2 separate regions of the Homo sapiens genome follow, and region 2 is linked to region 1. Evidence: read pairs that join two places in POLR2A ChIA-PET (ENCODE). Cell type or tissue: Panc1. All regions are shown on one strand. Links, peaks and the distances in the headings refer to the core of each region. The heading gives the core; the rest is flanking DNA.

Evidence for each region. ChIA-PET counts read pairs that join two places held together with the same protein. Peaks named below come from ENCODE experiments on the same cell type or tissue, not always from the same donor. Only the 100,000 strongest peaks of a DNase experiment are listed, where the experiment ranks them.
Region 2: POLR2A ChIA-PET joins it to region 1 with 12 read pairs; 4 of 35 experiments call an interaction of 5 or more read pairs at or near these places.

The regions. Positions count from the first base shown.
Region 1 is chr15:73,313,788-73,316,692 of GRCh38, reverse strand. No RefSeq gene overlaps it. Among named protein-coding and RNA genes, the nearest start is that of MIR12135, 15 kb to the right of the region's middle. In Panc1, for the core only: no CTCF peak of the experiment used is centred there; no DNase peak of the experiment used is centred there.
Region 2 is chr15:73,367,460-73,370,364 of GRCh38, reverse strand. HCN4 (hyperpolarization activated cyclic nucleotide gated potassium channel 4) reads left to right here and starts at 1,407. Exons shown (of 8, transcript NM_005477.3): 1 at 1,407-2,879. The coding sequence starts at 2,095. In Panc1, for the core only: no CTCF peak of the experiment used is centred there; no DNase peak of the experiment used is centred there; H3K4me3 peaks cover 575 bases; H3K27me3 peaks cover 541 bases.

The sequences.
Region 1 (2,905 bases), core at 320-2,819:
CAAGCTGTTTTAAGTGGTTCTAACAATTTCCACTCCCACCTGCAGAGTATGAGAATTGCTCTTGCTTCATATTCTTGCCAATAATTGGAATCATCAGGCTTTCTTATTTTTCCTAATCTAGTCATATCTACTTGTGTTTTAATGTGCAAATCCCCAATTACCAGTAAGGTTGGATGCTTGTTCGTATATTCATTTGCTGTTTGTGTTTCCTTTTCTGAGAAATATTTATTCACATATTTTGACCAATTTTCTATTGTCTTTTTATTGATTTGTCAGAATTTTACACATCTTTTTGAAAAACTAAATCCTTTGTCCGCTATATTTATTGCAAATATCTGTTTATGGTTTGTATTTTTGCTTTTTTTGGAGGGGTGTTCCCTGATAAACAGAAGCTTTACACTTTAATGAGGTCAATTTTGGCTATATATATATATATATATTTAATGTCTAGTACTTCCTTAGTGCCTTTTTTGCTTAAGAAACCTATCTTACCCTGATGTTGTAAAGATGTGTTCTATATTCTTTCTAGAAGTGAAGTTTTGCTTTTCACATTTAAGTCCTTACTCTAATTGACTTTGGTGTGGTGTGAAGGCGTAGTTCAATTTCTTTTTTGCCGCATATGGATAACCAATTTTTCCTACATTGTTTCTTGAATGAGGCTTGATTAATATGCAATACAATGTCACGTCTCTATCATATCTGGGTCTGTGTCGAGGCTCTCTATTCTGTACTATTAGCTTGTCTATCCCCATTCAAACAGTCAATTGTCTTAGTTACACTAGCTTTATAAAGTATGTTGATATAGAGTAAGTCCCCCACCTTCTTCTTCTTCTTTTTTTTTTTTCAGATGGAATCTTGCTCTTGTCACCCAGGCTGGAGTGCAATGGTGTGATCTCAGCTCACTGCAACCTCCGCCTCCCAGGTTTAAGCGATTCTCCTACCTCAGCCTCCTGAGTAGCTGGGACTACAGGCACCCACCACCATGCCTGGCTAATTTTTTTGTATTTTTAGTAGAGACGAGTTTTCACCATGTTGGCCAGGCTGGTCTCAAGCTCCTGACCTCAGGTGATCCACCTGCCTCGGCCTCCAAAAGTGCAGGGATTACAGGCATGAGCCACCGTGCCCGGCCCCCCAGCTTTTTCTTAAGGAATGTCTTGGCTACTCCAATCTCTTTGCACTACCACAGACATTTTAGAATCTGTTGAGGTACATGAAGAGTCCAGTGGGCTTCTGATTGAAATTACATTGACATTGTTGCGGAAATGTGTATTCCCATGGATGAACAGGGTATAACTTCCCACATTTGGGTCTTCTTTAATGTCTTTGGTATTAATGAGCACAAACAGCCCCAACAGAAAGAGCCACAAATTTCAAGGTTTAAGACAATAAAGGTTTATTCCAGCTTGGGTAAAGTCCTGTGCAGCCCAGGCAGCATTTTCCTCACTGATACCAACTTGAACTGAACCCCCATTCTCCAAGATCATTGTGGGAGAAGAAGAGACAACTAGATGAGATTCCCGCATCTGAACTACATCTCTCACCAGTGAACATCACTTGCTCTTATATTCCATTGTCACAAGGCCACAGCGTAACTGCAGAGGAGGCTGTGCTGTGTGGGAGATCACCTGCAATCTTTGCTGGGTATTAACTGTCCCTGCCAATTCTTTCAACACAATCTTATCATTTTCTTCATGAAGGTTTTTGCATTTCATTACATTAATTCCTAGTACCTTATATTTTTGTTGCTAGTGCTAATTCTATTTTCTTTCTTTTCTTTTCTTTTCTTTTTTTTTTTTAGATGGAATCTCACTCTGTTGCCTGGGCTGGAGTGCAGTGGCGTGATCTCGGCTCACTGCAACCTCCGCCTCCTGGGTTCCAGCAATTCTCCTGTCTCAGCCTCCTGAGTAGCTGGGACTACAGGTGTACGCCACCACGCCCAGCTAATTTTTGCATTTTTTAGTAGAGACGGGGTTTCACCATATTGGCCAGGCTGGTCTCGAACTCCTGACCTAGTGATCCACCTGCCTCAGCCTCCCAAAGTGCTGGGACTACAGGCTGAGCCACTGAGCTTGACCTCGTATTTTCTTTATTGAGGTATAACTCATATGTATCAAATTCAGCAATTTTATGTGCACAGCTCAATGAGTTTTGACAGACAGTACTACAACTACCTAAACGAGTAAGTCATAGACTCTTTCCATCACTCCCCAGGTTCCTGCATGGCTCTTTGCAGTCAATCCCCTCCTCCCACTCCCGAACCCTGCCAGTCTGCCTTCTGTCACTAAAGTTTTGACTTTTCTAGAATTTCATATCAGTATCATCATAAAGCATATGGTCTGTGTCTGATTTCTCTCCTTTAGCCTAATGTTTCTGATGGCTATGCCATAGTTTGTTTATTCACTCACCCATTCATGAACATGGAACTGTTTCCAGTTTTGGGCTATTAAGAATAAAGCTCCTGTGAAAATTTATGTTCAATTCTTTATCTGGGTGTGGATTTTCTTTTTAGGTAATTATTTAAATTGACAAAGAAAAATTGTGTAAATTTATCATGTACCACGTTTTGAAATATGTATACATTGTGGAATGACTACGTTGAAATAATTAAACTGACATACTTATCACATTACCTCACATACTTTCCATTTTTTGTGGTGAGGACACTTAAAATCTACTTCTGTCATTTTCAAGATGGATGTAGATTTTTGTTTATCTTAATACTCAAGGAATGGCATTGCTGGGCTATTTTTTATATATATATATATATATATTCCTTTTTTTTCTGTTTCTTTGAGATGGAGTCTCACTCTGTTGCTCAGGCTGGAGTGCAGTGCCTCGATCTTGGCTCACTGCAGCCTTTATTTTTAGTAGAGACAGGGTTTTGCTATGTTGGCCAGGCTGGTCT
Region 2 (2,905 bases), core at 251-2,750, 54 kb before region 1:
TGCCAGCTACCAGTGATGTCATCACCCTAGTCATTCCTCTCACTGTGGGAGGTCCTGTGGTCCAGTGGGTAGAGCAGAAGAGCCCCTGCTAGGCTGCCCGCCCCGCATCCTGCTCTCCAAATTCCTACTCTGGATGGAGGAGGCGAAAGTGGTCACATTGGGCTAAGAATGAGAGTAAAAAAATCATTTGAAGAAAAACTTGATGTTATTCCTCAGAGAGATGGCAGAGCCAGGGGACCTTTTTGCCTCCCTCCTGTGAGACTTTGCTGTGTGTCCGCTCCAGCATTAACCTCGGCTCCAGCCTTCTCTGGACAACTCCCCTCCCCTTAATGCCCAATCTGTCCCCCTATCCATTTCTGAGCTAATCTGGGGTATCAGGCTGTCCATGGTGTTGGAGGGGGTAGGGCTATACCTTAGGCTGAGCTAGTGAAATCTGTCCATAAGCCCGGACACTGTACACTGGGAGAGACTGGGAGAGAGGACACACAGTTGGATCCTTGGCGGGGGTTGGGGGGAAGGGGGCTGGGCTGCAGACTGGAAGGGAGTGGGGGCTGTGCAGCTGCTTGGGGGTGCAGGTAGGGGACTGGGTGGAACAGGAACTCACCCAGCGTGGGTCCACATAGTAGGTGTCATAATGTGGATGGGAACACAGGGAGAAGGGGCTCCAAAGCCAGTTCCAGAGTGCTGGGGCGTCCGAGGAACCGGCCCAACCGCTCCCCGCTGCAGCCGGCTTGTCCCTTTCTCGGAACTACCGAGGGAGAGGCGCGTGCGGAGGTCGGCGTTCGGATCTCGCATCCGTCACTGTTGCCGGCGCATTTCCTCGAAGTCTTACCTCGAAGGGCTGGGTCCCACCCGCGCGCCCTGTGCGTGTCTCCCTGTTTCCCCACGCCCTCCTTGCCTGGCTGCTGCGAGGCTTTGCAGGGGAAAGACTGGCGCGGGGTTCGCACCCTGCCCATGTCACAGGAAAACCGTGGGAGCCTCCCCGACGCGGCGCATTTCCGGAAGCCCCCTCTCCAGGAGGGTTGCGGGAAGGCCGGGACTCTGCATCCAGACGAACCCGGTCGCCTCCCAAGAGGAAAGTCGGAGACCCAGCTGAGGGGCAAAAATGCCAGGGAAAGGCGAGCCCAGAGCTTGGTGATGGAGAAATTGGGAAGCCACCCCCCACCCTTCAATCTTAGGATGGGGAATTCGCAACTGAAGCCGGAGCTTCAGACTTGGGGCGCACTCCCAGCTTAGCCCAGGAAAGAGATTTAAGGGCGCAGCAGTGTGGATACCTCTCACCCCGGCCCCGAAGGTCTAGCGAGGGTCTAACCTGGGCCCCTTGCCAGGCCCGCCCCCCGCCCCTTTCCAGCCCCCGGCCCGTGCGCCGCTGCCCCTTTAAGAAGCCCAGGTAGGCAGGCCCGGCTGCTGGAGCCGCTCCTATGGCAACCCGCGAGCTGCGGCGGCTTCATGAATATTCCGGGGCGCGGGAGCCCGAGCGCTGCCGGAGGGCGCTTCGGGGGAGGCGGCCGCTGATGTAAGCCCGGCGGGTCGCTGGGCTCCGCTCGGTTGCGGCGGGAGCCCCGGGACGGGCCGGACGGGCCGGGGCAGAGGAGGCGAGGCGAGCTCGCGGGTGGCCAGCCACAAAGCCCGGGCGGCGAGACAGACGGACAGCCAGCCCTCCCGCGGGACGCACGCCCGGGACCCGCGCGGGCCGTGCGCTCTGCACTCCGGAGCGGTTCCCTGAGCGCCGCGGCCGCAGAGCCTCTCCGGCCGGCGCCCATTGTTCCCCGCGGGGGCGGGGCGCCTGGAGCCGGGCGGCGCGCCGCGCCCCTGAACGCCAGAGGGAGGGAGGGAGGCAAGAAGGGAGCGCGGGGTCCCCGCGCCCAGCCGGGCCCGGGAGGAGGTGTAGCGCGGCGAGCCCGGGGACTCGGAGCGGGACTAGGATCCTCCCCGCGGCGCGCAGCCTGCCCAAGCATGGGCGCCTGAGGCTGCCCCCACGCCGGCGGCAAAGGACGCGTCCCCACGGGCGGACTGACCGGCGGGCGGACCTGGAGCCCGTCCGCGGCGCCGCGCTCCTGCCCCCGGCCCGGTCCGACCCCGGCCCCTGGCGCCATGGACAAGCTGCCGCCGTCCATGCGCAAGCGGCTCTACAGCCTCCCGCAGCAGGTGGGGGCCAAGGCGTGGATCATGGACGAGGAAGAGGACGCCGAGGAGGAGGGGGCCGGGGGCCGCCAAGACCCCAGCCGCAGGAGCATCCGGCTGCGGCCACTGCCCTCGCCCTCCCCCTCGGCGGCCGCGGGTGGCACGGAGTCCCGGAGCTCGGCCCTCGGGGCAGCGGACAGCGAAGGGCCGGCCCGCGGCGCGGGCAAGTCCAGCACGAACGGCGACTGCAGGCGCTTCCGCGGGAGCCTGGCCTCGCTGGGCAGCCGGGGCGGCGGCAGCGGCGGCACGGGGAGCGGCAGCAGTCACGGACACCTGCATGACTCCGCGGAGGAGCGGCGGCTCATCGCCGAGGGCGACGCGTCCCCCGGCGAGGACAGGACGCCCCCAGGCCTGGCGGCCGAGCCCGAGCGCCCCGGCGCCTCGGCGCAGCCCGCAGCCTCGCCGCCGCCGCCCCAGCAGCCACCGCAGCCGGCCTCCGCCTCCTGCGAGCAGCCCTCGGTGGACACCGCTATCAAAGTGGAGGGAGGCGCGGCTGCCGGCGACCAGATCCTCCCGGAGGCCGAGGTGCGCCTGGGCCAGGCCGGCTTCATGCAGCGCCAGTTCGGGGCCATGCTCCAACCCGGGGTCAACAAATTCTCCCTAAGGATGTTCGGCAGCCAGAAAGCCGTGGAGCGCGAACAGGAGAGGGTCAAGTCGGCCGGATTTTGGATTATCCACCCCTACAGTGACTTCAGGTAAGGGGCCACAGCGATGATCCTGT